Regions from separate parts of the Homo sapiens genome. Here all the other regions are linked to region 1. Evidence: chromatin contacts called from ENCODE Hi-C or POLR2A ChIA-PET data. All regions are on one chromosome and are shown on one strand. Each heading gives the region's core, a stretch centred on a gene start or an enhancer-like site at or near the end of the contact. The rest is flanking DNA. Distances are from core to core; before and after follow the strand shown. Region 1 overlaps SP140L (SP140 nuclear body protein like). Region 2 overlaps SP140 (SP140 nuclear body protein). Region 3 overlaps SP100 (SP100 nuclear antigen). Region 4 holds the start of SP100 (SP100 nuclear antigen).

Evidence for each region. A loop is a pair of places that touch in the nucleus more often than their neighbours do. ChIA-PET counts read pairs that join two places held with the same protein, here RNA polymerase II (POLR2A). Pooled maps may share reads with other maps.
Region 2: a loop to region 1 is called in a map of naive thymus-derived CD4-positive, alpha-beta T cell, with 2.3 times the contacts of the local background. The contact joins two enhancer-like sites. A Hi-C loop is called at or near these places in 1 of 168 maps with a recorded cell type or tissue (naive thymus-derived CD4-positive, alpha-beta T cell) and 8 of 50 pooled maps. POLR2A ChIA-PET finds 5 or more read pairs at or near these places in 1 of 52 experiments (CD4-positive, alpha-beta memory T cell).
Region 3: a pooled map shows a loop between it and region 1 (2.9-fold over the local background). The contact joins two enhancer-like sites. A Hi-C loop is called at or near these places in 1 of 168 maps with a recorded cell type or tissue (CD14-positive monocyte) and 5 of 50 pooled maps. POLR2A ChIA-PET finds 5 or more read pairs at or near these places in 1 of 52 experiments (PC-9).
Region 4: a pooled map shows a loop between it and region 1 (2.8-fold over the local background). The contact joins the promoter of SP100 here to the enhancer-like site in region 1. A Hi-C loop is called at or near these places in 3 of 168 maps with a recorded cell type or tissue (CD4-positive, alpha-beta T cell, HepG2 and K562), 1 of 37 single-sample maps with no recorded cell type and 11 of 50 pooled maps. POLR2A ChIA-PET finds 5 or more read pairs at or near these places in 5 of 52 experiments (BJ, activated CD4-positive, alpha-beta memory T cell, activated CD8-positive, alpha-beta T cell and 1 more).

What each region holds. Positions count from the first base shown.
Region 1 is chr2:230,345,975-230,349,458 of GRCh38, forward strand. All of the region lies in intron 2 of SP140L (SP140 nuclear body protein like), which reads left to right. Among named protein-coding and RNA genes, the nearest start is that of SP140L, 21 kb to the left of the region's middle. RefSeq lists an enhancer at 1,971-2,310. Within about 2 kb of position 2,162, at least 7 of the 41 ENCODE cell types and tissues checked have a DNase peak (open chromatin) inside an H3K27ac peak, as active enhancers do; they include CD4-positive, alpha-beta T cell, where a contact is called at or near this core.
Region 2 is chr2:230,256,212-230,259,947 of GRCh38, forward strand. All of the region lies in intron 12 of SP140 (SP140 nuclear body protein), which reads left to right. Among named protein-coding and RNA genes, the nearest start is that of SP140, 32 kb to the left of the region's middle. RefSeq lists an enhancer at 1,580-1,649. Within about 2 kb of position 1,725, at least 2 of the 41 ENCODE cell types and tissues checked have a DNase peak (open chromatin) inside an H3K27ac peak, as active enhancers do.
Region 3 is chr2:230,471,605-230,474,850 of GRCh38, forward strand. It overlaps SP100 (SP100 nuclear antigen), which reads left to right. Exons shown (of 29, transcript NM_001080391.2): 16 at 1,720-1,836; 17 at 2,790-2,843. All of the region lies in intron 3 of LOC101928816 (a long non-coding RNA gene), which reads right to left. Among named protein-coding and RNA genes, the nearest start is that of SP100, 57 kb to the left of the region's middle. Within about 2 kb of position 1,952, at least 7 of the 41 ENCODE cell types and tissues checked have a DNase peak (open chromatin) inside an H3K27ac peak, as active enhancers do.
Region 4 is chr2:230,414,631-230,418,245 of GRCh38, forward strand. It overlaps SP100 (SP100 nuclear antigen), which reads left to right and starts at 1,571. Exons shown (of 29, transcript NM_001080391.2): 1 at 1,571-1,698; 2 at 2,961-3,035. The coding sequence starts at 1,667. RefSeq lists an enhancer at 1,218-1,737.

The sequences.
Region 1 (3,484 bases), core at 912-3,411:
ATATTTATATATTGTTATGTTGTTAACTAATACCATCTCATTGCAGCTTGAAGAACTAGAACTCACTTTAGCAGTTCTTGTAAGACAAGTCTACTGATGATGAACTCCTTCAACTTTTGTTTTTTTGGAAAAACCTTTATCACGCCTTCATTTAAGATAGATAGATTTACCAAGTGTAACACTCTTGGTTGGCAGTTTTTTTTCTTTCAATATTTTGAATGTGTCACCCTAATCTCTCCTGGGCTGAGAAGAGGAGGTTTCCACTGAAAACTTTACTGTTAGTCTTATGAGGGCTCCATTTTTTGTGATAAGTTATGCTTTCCTTGCTGCTTTCAAAATTATCTTTTTGTCTTTTGATAATTTAATTATAATACTTATTGGTGTAGAATTGTATTGTTGAACCTGTTTGGGGAACTTTGGGCCTCAAGAACATAAATGTCCATTTCTCTCCCCAAATTTGGGAAGTTTTTAGTCATTACTTCTTTAAATTGACTTTCTGCTCATTTTTCTTTCTCTCTTCTTCTGTAATTTCCATAATTTGTATGTTGTTTCACTTGATGGTGTCCCATAAACACAATAGGCTTTTTTTCACTCATTTTCATTCTTTGTTCTTTTTGCTCCTCTAAGTAGATAATTTCAAATGACTTCTCTTTCAGTTCACTGATTCTTTCTTCTGCTTAAGTAAGCTGTTGGAATTTTCTGTTAAATTGTTCAGTTCAGTCATTGTATTTTTTAGATCTAGGATTTCTGGGGGTTTGTTTAATGGTTCCTATTTTTTATTGGCATTATATTTTGTTTATATATTGTTTTCTGATTTTGTTGAGTTGTCCATCTGTGTTCTCTTGTAGTTCACCGAACTTTTTAAAGAGAATTATTCTGAATGTCAGTTAGCTCATAGACCTTCATTTCTTTAGAGTCAGTTGTTAGAGCTTATTAATTTCTTTTAGGGGTTTTATTTTTTGCTGATTTTTTATGATCCTTGTATCCTCACATTAGTGTCTGTACATTTGAGGAAGAAGTAACCTCTTCCAACCTTTATAGGTTTGCTTTGGCATGGAAAGCCCTTTAGTAGTCAGTGTTTCCTGGAGATCTGGACAGGTCAGCTGGTAGCATCCATGAATAGTCACAGTTTGCTTTTGAGATCTCTAGTTGTGCAGGATTATTGCCTGTGCTCTGGTGTTTGCTGGGGCCACTGGCTCGCCTGTATGGTTTGTTGAGTGTTTTGGTTGGACTCTTTGGTTGGGCAGGGCTACTGGCTGGCTTCTGAGATGGAACAAGACCTCAAGCTACTGTTCAGTGGGACCACAGGTTAGGCTCTGTGATTAATCAGGGTTGCAGGCTGTGTTTTGCAGTTGGGTTGAGTCACTGTCTGGGTTCTCTTCCAGAGTAGAACCACTGGCTGTGCTTCAGTGTCAATCAGTATTGTTATCAGGTACCTGGGTTTGGTGGGGCCACAGGCTATGCCCCAGCTTGCTGCAAGCTGGGCTCCTCTGTCAGATGGGATCATTCTCTGGAATCCCTGGTTAGGCAGAACTGCAGGCTGTGCCCCTCAGTTGGGAGGTGTCCTTGGCTTTGTTTACTGTCCATGCAGGTCGCTGGCTGGCCACTGAGGCTGGGCAGGGTTACTATTTGGGCTTCCTGGTTAGCAAGGCTAGAGGCCATACTCTGTAGTTAGGCAGAGTGGCTGGCTCGATTACCTGCGTGGTCAAGGACGTATGTTAGGCTTTGAGGCTGGGCAGAATCTCTTTGGGGGTTCCCTGGTCCAACAAGACAGAAAGCTAAACCCTGTAGCTGGCCTGGATTGCTGACTAGGCACCCAAGCCAGTTAGAATTGCTGACTATGCTCCCTGGCCAAATAGGGTCACCAGCTTGCCTCTGCAGTTGGGCAGAGCTGCTGGCTGAGCTCTCTGCTAGGGTGCTGATGGCAGGAACACAGTACCAGCATGGTGATCCATGCACTGGCCACTGTGAACCCTGCCCTCACTTCTTCATTTCTGGTCAAACACAGGTGGTCTAGCCCCACTGATTTCCTCTTTGTTTCCCATGAGACAAGACAGAAGTGGGCCTCCTAAGATGTAGCACAGAATGCTACAGAAGCTGGATGTCCTCCTCAGGCTCTCTTTTCCCCACTGGAGAAACTTTGGGCTCAGGAAAACCCTCTTGATATGGCACTTTGCCAGCCTTGGGGAGGAGCAACACAGTCAAAGTGAAACTGTATGACTCAAGAATTTAACTGCTAAACATCTACCTAGAAATGAAAACGTATATCCACACAAAGACTTGCATGCGAATATAGTAACATTATAGTAACAGTAACGTGATAGTTAACTTTCACAAAATCTATCGTACACTGTTTCCAGAAGACCATTTCATAGCAATGTGTAAGGGTTCCAGTTTTTCCACATCTTTGCTAAAACTTGTTATTGTATGTGTTTATAGCCATTCCAATGAATGCATATTAGTATTTTGTTGTGGTTTGAATTTGCTTTTCTCTAATGACTAATGATACTGAGCATCTCTTCTTGTCTTTATTATCTTCCATGTGTCTTTCGGAGAAATATCTGTTCAAATCATTTGCCCATTTTTAAATTGGGTTATCTTCTTATAGAGCTGTCAGAATTCTTTACATACCTGAATATAAGTAGTTTATTGAAAATATAATTGGCTAATATTTTCTCCCAGACTGTGCCTAGTCTTTTCTTTTTCTTAACAGTATACTTGAAACACAAAAGATTTCAGTTTTGTTAAATTTCAGCTTATCACTTTATTATTTTAAGGATCATGCTTTTGATGTTGTAGCTAACTCTTCATTTAACCTAAAGTCACAAAGATTTTTGTCTTTATTTTCTTACAAAAGTCCTGCCATTTTTGCTCTTTTAGAAGATTACTACATAATTTGGGGAACCCAGTGAAAAATAAAAATGGGGGATCCTTGCTCACAAGTTATTAAGGATTTCAGAACAGTGAAAGCAGAACACTAAACTAAGCACAGAGTCATTTGTGACTGCACAGGATGCATGCTCATGAAGCCAGCCCTGCTCTTACATTTAGATCCATGATCCATTTTTAGTTGATTCATGTATATGATGTGAGGTAAGAGTCTACATTTGTATTTTTGTGTGTATCTATGCAATTCTACTTGTAGTATTTGTTGAAAAGACTATCTTTTCCTCATTTAATTGCCTTGGCACTTTTGTTGAAAATCAATTGCTGAAACCACAAGGATTTTTTCTGCACTCTCATCTCTGTTTCACTGAATTATACCAGTACAATAACTGTCTTGATATGGGTAGCTTTATAATAAGTGTTGAAATAAGAAAGTATAAATCTTCCAACTTTTTTCTTCTTTTTATAGATTGTTTTGGCTATTCTGGGTTCTTGCAATTCCATATAAATTTTAGGATTAGCTTCTCAATTTCTTCAGAAAAGCCATTTGGAATTTTGATAGGAATCACATTGAGTTTATAGGTCAATTTGGAGAGAA
Region 2 (3,736 bases), core at 475-2,974, 90 kb before region 1:
ACACATGCACACGTATGTTTATTGTGGCACTATTCACAATAGCAAAGACTTGGAACCAACCCAAATGTCCAACAATGATAGACTGGATTAAGAAAATGTGGCACATATACACCATGGAATACTATGCAGCCATAAAAAATGATGAGTCCATGTCCTTTGTAGGGACATGGATGAAGCTGGAAACCATCATTCTCAGCAAACTATCACAAGGACAAAAAACCAAACACTGCATGTTCTCACTCATAGGTGGGAATTGAACAATGAGAACACTTGGACACAAGAAGGGGGATATCACACACCAGGGCCTATTGTGGGGTGGGGGAGGGGGGAGGGATAGCATTAGGAGATATACCTAACGTAAATGATGAGTTAATGGGTGCAGCACACCAACACAGCACATGTATACATATGTAACAAACCTGCACGTTGTGCACATGTACCCTAAAACTTAAAGTATAATAAAAAAAATTTCTATTCTCACTCCCTCTATGGAAATAAAAAAGGGTATCATTCCTCTGCTGGTAGATACTTTTTTATGATTTTTTCACAAACTTGACAAAGCCTTCAGTGTAATGGTATTCTACCATCTAATTGGCAGAACTTAGATCAACTATTTGTGAGACTAAATGGTATTTTTGACCAGTACTTTCCATTATGTCATTGGATCATGCAGTGGTTTTTCAGAGTACTCTGATAGGTGTTATAATTTTACTCACAAAAACCTCAAGACTTAGATAGGGAAGGTGCTGTTATTGCTGTTTTAAGGAGCCAGAAACACAGAAATGCATGTGACACGGGTGTTTGATAAGACCCAAGAAAAAAGAAAGAGCAGAGACCAGTGTCCTGGATGACTCCTTACAGGCTTTCAGTTCTATGAGGTGGGCATGGGTTGGGGTGGGGTCTCATAGTCTGAGTCCAATGTGGATGCCCAAAGGGTTTTTAGGAATCCAAGAGACTCTACCAGGGTTCAATGGAAAGAGACTTTTATCTAACAAATAAAGAAAGATTAGGGAGAGATAAGGAAACATTATCAAGAGTTGGAAAATACTTGAATGTAATCTACGATACGAGATAGGAGATATCCAGAAAAATAGAGCCAGAAAAGAGAAACAGAGAGGCAATATGAAAAGTATATGTAGCACATCACTGAAGGAGGAAGAGACAGTAAGGGAGAGGAGATGTTAAGAAGAGAAAGTCCAGAAAGCCGAAAAGAACCATAGATGCCGTCATAGAGTAATAAAAAGATATCACTAGTAGAAGGGGCTATCACTTAGGCTGGGTGCAGTGGGTCACCCCTGTAATCCCAGCAATTTGGGAGGCCAAGGCAGGTGGATCACTTGAGGTCAGGAGTTCAAGGCCAGCCGGGCCAACATGGCAAAACCCCATCTCTACTAAAAATACAAAAATTAGCTGGTTGTGGTCGAGCACACCTGTAGTCCCAGCTACTCGGGAGGCTGAAACAAGAGAGTTGCTTGAACCCGGGATGTGGAGGTTGCAGTCAGCTGAGATCACATCACTGCACTCCAGCCTGGTGACAGAGCAAGATTCCATCTCAGAAGAAAAAAAGAAAAAATAAGGGGCCACCACTTAATATCAAACGAAAGGCTGAATTTATTGTTCAGTTAAGGGATAGTTGTGCTTGTGGGTCAGTTTCTCTGAACAGAGAACGTTTGTGGAAGTGTGGATCTCGGTGACTGGCGGCCTTCAAAAGTGAGATTTGTTAGTGGTTAGCTGACCTTTAGTGAAAGCAGGGTCACTGGAGTGTGGCTGTTACTGACTGTCTGACTTTCAGAAGCATGGGGAAGTCAATGGTTGGCTGGCTTTCAGAGGCCTGTGTACTGGCCAGAAGCTATTGTTGATTAATTGGGATGATTCTGGTTGTTATTGACCATATGGCCAAACAATAATGAGTTTTCCTAGAAGTGTAGCAACTTTCAATTATCAGTTTCCCCTTTAGGAAATCTCTCATCTAAAGCTGCAGGAGGCACCATCAAGTATTTTCCCCATCCAAGATGTCTTTTCTGGAAGAGGACCCTGGAAACAAAATCCTAGGATTCCCCTTCACTGAGTAGGAGTTATAGAGTTGCTAGATTGAGAGTGTTATCCTTGCAAAGGATGACATAAGAAAAAGTAATGATGTTTTACAATACGTTAATGGAATGGCAGACAACTGTTGAAAGTTTTTAATTAGCAGCAGAATTGTGCTGCTTGCAATACTATCCTATTTATTCCCTTTTGCTCCAAGAATACTCACCAGCCACCCTTGTGGCTGCAGCGTTTATCCCAAGTAAATTTGCCATGAAATATCTTGCTTTTATTATTATTTTCACATCACTCTAATATATTGACTTTGGAAACAAAAGACATTCTTCTAATTATAGCATTCTGGTTTTAGTAGTGGTATTTCCATTTACAAAATACAGTAATTGTTGATCACTGAAAATGTCAAATCCTGGAAAACGTGGCTTTCCCACATGTGCTGTTAACATTGTTACTGAACAATTGTTGGCCGAAGATTCATTTGATGAATCATATATTTTTAAAATAGATGATTCTGATATGGTTCTGTTTAGAAATAACTCCAAGAACAGTTTATATATTTTATTTTCACATTGAAAATCAATCATGTTTGCTTCAGCCTCAAAGAATGTGTTTACGTAAAATTAAATGAGTGCAGCAAGCTGCACTTTTTTTTTTTTCTAAACGGGAACAGAGTTAAAGTTGATCCAAGTACAAAATCTCCAGAACCATGGACTAATGCAGTCACCTGCAATTGCTTTGAGGCAACTAGGATGAGATGTGGCTACTAGCAATGGCTCTTTGATGTCTGTCACGTTTTGAAGTGATACCCCTAGAGCATGGCCTGTTTGTTTATTTATTTATTTATTTATTTTTATTTTTCCGTAAGTTATTGGGGTACAGGTTGTATCTGGTTACATGGGTAAGTTCTTTAGTGGTGATTTGTGAGATTTTGGTGCACCCATCACCTGAGCAGTATACGCTGCACCATATTTGTAGTCTTCTATCCCTCGCACCCCTCCCACTCTTCCCTCCAAGTCCCCAAAGTCCATTGCATCATTCTTACACCTTTGCGTCCTCATAGCTTAGCTCCCACGTATCAGTGAGAACATACAGTGTTTGGTTTTCCTTTCCTGAGTTACTTCACTTAGGATGATAGTCTCCAAGCCGGGCACGGTGGCTCACGCCTGTAGTCCCAGCACTTTGGGAGGCTGAGATGGATGGATCACCTGAGGTCAGGAGTTTGAGACCAACCTGGCCAACATGGCAAAACCCCGCCTCCGCTAAAAAAAAAAAAATACAAAAATTAGTCAGGCATGGTAGTGTGTGCCTGTAATCCCAGCTACTAGCAGGGGCTGAGGCAGGAGAATTGCTTGAACCCGGGAGGTGGAGGTGGTAATGAGCTGAGATCACACCACTGCACTCCAGCCTGGGTGACAGAACGAGACTCCATCTCAAAAAAAAAAATAGTCTCCAATCTCATCCAGGTCACTGCAAATGCTGTTAATTCATTCCTTTTTATGGCTGCGTAGTATTCCATCATATATATATATATATATATATATACCACATACATACATATATACCACAGTTTCTTTATCCACTTGTTAATTGGTGGGCATTTGGGTTGGTTCCACAATTTTGCAATTGTGAATTGTACTGCTATAAACATGCATGTGCAAGTATCTTTTTCGAATAATGACTTCTTTTCCTCTGG
Region 3 (3,246 bases), core at 702-3,201, 130 kb after region 1:
CTTACCTCTCCCCCAAAACATATGCACACACACATACACACCACACACACAAAGACTTGTGCACAGACTCGGGCTGCTTGCGACAGGTTTGAGGGAGCGAAAAGAAAAAGAAGAGCTGGGCTCCTGAATGGAGGGAGGAGACACTGAGTGGATAAAGTAAGGAGAAAGAATGGAGAAAGGTAGGCTAGAGTCACCAAATGAAAAGATATAAGAGTCAGCTTCAAGTTTTTCTAAGTGGACAAGGAATTCAAATATTCCAGGTAGGGGAATTTTGTGGGGGAGGGAGGGATAATTTTCAACACACTTCTCAGAAATTGTACCAGAAACGTGAAAATAAAGTTGCTGATTGATTGACAGCCTTGCAAGGTAGAAAGCTCATAAAGAACAGACAAAGGTAATAGAGATGGCTATGTGGTCAGTGTCCTAACAGCAGGCATTTGGTGATGAAAGTAATAACCTGTGAGATAAAGATGAATATAGATGAAGAAAATGTGGATAAAGACAAAGATTGAAATTGCAAAAAGAGTCAAGATCAAGATAAGGGCCAGGCGCAGTGACTCATGCCTGTAATCCCAGCACTTTGGGAGGCCGAGGTGGGCGGATCACGAGGTCAGGAGATCAAGACCATCCTGGCTAAAACGGTGAAACCCCATCTCTACTAAAAACAAAAAAAATTAGCCAGGCATGGTGGCAGGCAGCTGTAGCTCCAGCTACTCAGGAGGCTGAGGCAGGAGAATGGCGTGAACCTTGGAGGCAGGTCTTGCAGTGAACCAAGATCGCACCACTGCACTCCAGCCTGGGCGATCGAGCAAGACTCCGTCTCAAAAAAAAAAAAAAAAAAAAAAAAAGTCAAGACAAGATTCAGAGAAACAAGCTAGAAGAGAGAATAGAAGGAGGAAGTGATAGTAGAAAGAAGTTCACCTCAATAATAAAACTAGATCTAAAGATATAAACAGAAAAACAGGTGGAATGAGATACATTCAAAGGGTGATGAGTGGTGTAAAAAATTAGGTACAACAAGAAGTATGTAGAGAAAGAATTAAAAGATGAGAGAAAAATGGAGGCAAGAAGGGGGAAGTGTAAATGGGAGAGAAGAGAATGATGGAGAAATTGTAGGATCTGAAATGACCATGAGATAAAAGCAACTTTAGCACAAGGCATGATTCACAATAGCAGTAAGTTTTCAGAATAAGGTGTCCCCTGGCCCCTCTGACTCACCCAGATTAAAAAAGGCCTCACCCAGGCATTTCATCCACTCCTGTGATTTCAGTCACCACCCACAACCTCATGATTCCTACATGTGTATCTCCAGCCAGCCCTGTCTTCTAAACTCATTCATCCAAGTGTCAGAAGGCTCCTGTTGGAGATTCTGAAGGCCTTAGACTTCACCACTTGGATGTTACTCAAGACCTTCAAACTTAACACCTCCAAAACTGAGCACATCATCTTTTTCCCTAAAACCAGCCTTTGCTCCTCCAGTGTTCTTCATCACTGAAACAAACTATTAATTGACCCTTTATTTCAAGATGAAATTCTCAGGGTTATTTATGAACAGAAGGGAAAAATACAGTGAGGAACCACAAAAGAAAAAGAGATTTCAGATGTAGAGCCCATCCCTTAATTTAGCTGTGGGGAGTGGGCAGTCACTAATGTTGGGGGGAAGGAGAATCTTTGAAGGGGAGTGGGCACAAATAAAAATGTTTACAAATCACAATTTAGGATCACAGCCACAAGAACCTGAAAATAAGAAGTGCTCCTGTGTCATGTGTTTTCCAAAAGGTGTGCCAAGAAGCCAAGAAGCAAGGACTGAAAGTAGTCAAGCATCTGACATGATGGGTAAGGCTACCCTAGGGTCTTGGGATGGAAGTGGCTCAGTGGATATCACAGACACTGGGTAGGGATGTGGGAAGTGATCAGAGTTGAAGCAAAGCATGAAACAGCCTCTGGATCACCAACAGGAAGTGGGCCCACAGGCCCCAAGCTTCAGAATTTCAAAAGTCTGAAATCATAGTCCCGGTTTCCTGCTGCACTTGACTGTGAGCAGACTGTGACAAAGAACAGGTTTGGTGCCGCCAGAATCCTGTTCTCTACATTTGCTTAACCCGACCCTTTTGGGAACTGCAGGGAGGCAAGAGATCATTATAAAGCCATATTTAACAGAATGGGCTCTCTTGGTTAGGTGGTAAAAAAATACACTGGTAAACATAGTAGTATCTCACTATATTAGCATATCAATAGTAAAGTGTTGAATTTATAAAGCGAGTTCCATCCTTGTTCTTGAAAAAAAAAAAAAGAAAACATGTTCTTCCACTCACAGGTAATAGTGTCATTTTGTCACAACTTTGGAAAGGCCTAAAAAGACAAATAGTCCTGCTACCTGTCAGGAAAGAAAAATCAGATACCTACTCTTATGCTAAAAATACATTGTTTTGAAAGATATCCTCTGGACTGTTATTGATTTATATAGTGATTTCCTATTAACTCTTGCAAGTAAGATATTTAATATTCATAAAAATTTTAAAGCTGAACAGGATAACCGTTGCTGTCCCTGTTTCATAAATGAGGAAATTGGTGCATAAAAGTAATGAAGAGCTGTTTCAAAGTCTCAGAGAACTAGACGAAGACCTTAGACATCAATTCAGTGTCTGTTTCCTTTGGAAGGAAGACAGATAAATTATACTCAGAATATTGTTATAAACGCAAGCCTTCCATGCAGTGTGAATTGTCATAAGATTTATAAATTTTACTTATAAATTACAGTTCTCTGACCACTACCTGTCACTTTCTAGATACCATGGATGTTGAAAACAATTCTACTTTGGAAAAACACAGTGGGAAAAGAAGTAAGAACAAATAAGAATTTACTTAATTTTTATGTTACAAATGAACTATTTTTTAATGCTAAGGTTTATTATCATCATTTTCTTTTTTCAACTTTTATTATAGATTAAAGGGTGCATTTGCAGGTTTGTTACATGGGTAAATTGTGTGATGCTGAGGCTTGGTGTCCCAAAAATCCCATCACCCAGGCAGTAAGCATAGTACCCAACAGATGGTTCTTCAGCCCATGCCACCCTCTCCCCCTGCCCCATCTAGTGGTCCCCAGTGTCTCTTGTTCTCATCTTCACATTTATGTGTATTCGATGTTTAGCTTCCACTTGTAAGTAAGAACATGCAGTATTTGGTTTTCTGTTCTTGCATTAAGTTGCTTAGGATAATGGCCTCCGCTCCATCCATGTTGCTGCG
Region 4 (3,615 bases), core at 321-2,820, 68 kb after region 1:
AGCGAGAGGGGAGAACGTGAACCACACCAAAGCATACTGTGTGGTCCATGCCAGGACTTCTTGGGACCAATGTGCCTCATGGAGACTGGGATCAAAGGACAGCTGTGCCCAAAAGAGGCTCAGCTTACCAGCCCTTCAGCCCCATAAAGTCGGGGAGTCATGGGGGGTAGGAAGAATGAGAGAAAGAGAGAGAGACCTACAGGTGAGAGAAAGAGAGAGAGACCTACAGGTGTGCAGTGCCTGATAGAAACAGTGACCTTCGCCCACCGGCAAAGCTGTCCTCACCAATGTCCTGGTGCCTGGTCATTCACTCATGGGGAAAAGAAGAGCAGAAGTAGAGTGAGGGTAGAAAGCCCCTTCCCCCACATTTTCAAATGTACCTGGACAAGCATCCTTATTCACAGCTGGAAGAAGTTGGATTCAGTAGAATGCCATTTGGAAAACACCGTTCTGAAGTGCCATCCCCTCTGGCCCCTGAATCCTCACCAGCTTCCACCCTCTGCTCACCTTGGGCCCTGGATTCCAGCGCCCCCAGGCTCCCAGCTGCCTCCCTGTCTCTGCCCCATGGTCCGGCCTGGAGTTCTGGTCCCTGGTTGTGTCCTGTGGCCCCATTCTCATGCGCCCTTTGCTTCTGTTTCTTTACCTATGACTTTATACTGATGTAAAGCGAGTCTTCTCGGTCGCTTCTTGTTCTCTGAGGAATGATGAATCAGAATCTAAATGGAAAATCTGGGCAGAGATAGAACCTCCCGCGGGAGCCACCCTGCCCTTCCATGTCTAGATCATCTGGGTTCCAACCTCCATCCTCCTCCAATGAGAAGCTTTTGTTCTCTCAAGATTCCAGTGACTTCTCCGAAGCTTAGGTGTCTCTTCACCCCTGGCTGTTCCAAGGCGGCCCCATAGTCAAGATTCCTTAAACCCTTGCCCCTTAAAATGTTTGCCTTTCTTACCATGCTGGCTCCAGCCTCTGGTCCCAGGGGTGTGGAGAGTTCTCTCTTACTTCTGGCTGATTTCCAGGAAGGCTAAGCACACTCTCCCCAGGTTATAATGCTGAGCATTTTGGTTCTCTCCAGCCCTGGGTCCCAATGTCAGGACCTACCTTAGTCCAGTCCATGCTCTCCCATGGGCCTGAGAGAAGATTTGAGGTTTCTGGCTTTCCCTCCAACCCTCCAACTCCCACCCCAAGCCATGTCAGCAAGGGGAAGGGGCAAACATGGAGTTTCCCCCCCAACTCCCATGTAAACTATGCCCCCTCTTAGAGGGCAGAGCAGCTAAGGACAATTTTGTTTCAAGGACATTTTTTTTGGCTGTGTATTGCACAAACAAGTGGACACCCGGGAGCTGGCCCTGCTCGTCCCCTGGGCCCTCCTTCCCTGGTCCTGCAGGTCTTGCTGCTTGTCAGGCCTCTCCTCCAACCCTCTGCCACATTTCAGAAAAGCTGAGAATCCCTTGGAGTGAAAAAGGAGGAGAAACACAGTGTCCGTAGCCCAGAAGGAGGTTAAATACTTTCACTTCTCTTTTCCCCATTTGGGCGGAGCCCTTTCTGAGTCAGTCTGTCGGCCGACTTCCTGCTTGGGGCCTGGGCAGCCACACTGCACGCAGGCTGGGCCGACTGAGGGGCTCAGAGGCCAGGCTCTGAGGCCCACGCAGGGCCTAGGGTGGGAAGATGGCAGGTGGGGGCGGCGACCTGAGCACCAGGTGAGTCTTTATCTCCCTTCCTTTAACCTTTATCTCTGGCTATATTGCAGCTTTCATGCCTTTAGTTCAGTTTGTGCCTAAGGCTTCACTTTAATCCTTCTTTGCAAGAACATAGGTATGCGATGTTATATAATGAAATGAAAGACAAGTAATGAGGAAATCAGATTTTTTAAACAGGAGCAGGACAGCTGTTGGTGTGAGTTCAACTTGCCATAACACACGTGACTTTCTTGTTTTGGATTTACTGCTCAGCTGACCGGGACACTCTAAACATAGCAGTTGTTGGTGGCTGGGATTAACTATTTCCTCATGATCTGTGAACCCTTTCACCCCTCAGCCTTCCTCTACCTTCAAATATGTCATGTCAAAAAAGGTGCTTTAGAAAATAAACACTCCAGGGTAAACACCTGGCTTACTTTTAAACATCAGACGCTGTGGTCTCACCTGTCCTGGCAAGGGGCCTCTGCCGGCTGTTCCCATGACTGGCTCAGGGTCTGAGTTCTTATTCCATCAACCTTGATCAAAAGAAGGAAAGGGAAGAAAAAGGCCCAGGGTGACAAACGGCTAAATATTTTCATTTTTACCTCAATTTCCTGTCCCAAGATGGGGGATACCTCTGACCAGAAAAGAGAAGGAAATCCTAACTTTTCTCTAGTAGTGAGTTGAGAAATAACATTACTTAATCTTTTAAATTTTTTAATACAAAAGAAATACACTGTACATTATTGTTCATAAAATTTAAAACAGTGGAGAAGTATATTAAGGAAAAAGTCATCTTTGCCACTCAGCCATTCTTGTAGCTTCTCTTCCCAGTCCTGTGAAGAGTCTTGGGCACAGCTTTTCTTATATTTTTCTATGCATTTATATATCTAATGCATTTTTTGTAAATACGTAATTTATGTTCTTGATTTATAATAAATTATATTACATGTGCTAGTCTGCATTTTGCATTTTTACTTATTTTAATAGTGGAAAACTTAGAGATCTTTTAACCTTAATACATATAGATCTGCCTCATTCTTTTTATACATGCTATTCCATAGAATTGATATATGATAATTATTTATTCTCCAATTGAAGGACATTTAGATTGTTTTTAAATTGTTCACATTTACCAATAAGCTATCATAACAATGATTATATATTTCTTTTTGGGTTTTTACATCTAAACAAATATTTATCTTGTCTCTAAACCTTAAAAATGTAATTATTGAGGCAAAGGGTCCAGTTATTTACTTGGTCCTGCCAAATTGTCTTTCTAGGAGGCTGAATGAATGTATTTCACCAGTAGCAAATGAGATGAACCATCTTCCTGCACACAGCCACGATTTGCAAAGGTGATGAATGAAGAGTTATGTCTTGTTTTAATTTGTATTTTCCTTACGATGGGAAAATTGATCAGCTTTTCATGTTTCTTGGCCATTTAAATTCCCTCTTCTATAAATTGCTTGTTTGTTTTTTGCCAATATGATTCCGTTGAGGTGTTTGTCCTTTTTTTCGTGATATGGGAGAATTCACTAAATATTCTGTAAGTATAAATATACTTTTCTTGTCCATTACCTTTGTCTATGGTGACTTTTATCTTATTAAAGCTTAAAACTTAACATATAGGCCTCTTGTGATACAGATTTTTTTAAGATAGATGCACCCTTGTTATAAACGAGGTGATGCTGACACCCTCTGTGAGCACTCTTAGTTTTTACAATTATTTCTGTGTTAAGGTGGCAGATTCGCTGCTACCGCTATTCCAGGAAGAGTTCCTCCTCTAATATCTCTGAAAATTTTTTAAATTTTTAAACAAAAATATTCTTACATTGGAGCCACTTTAGCCTTCACAGCTTTTATTTGCCCCGTTTTCATCTTTTCAGTCTTTCACTTTGTGTTCATAATAGTTGTCTCAAACTTTTCCTCCATGAC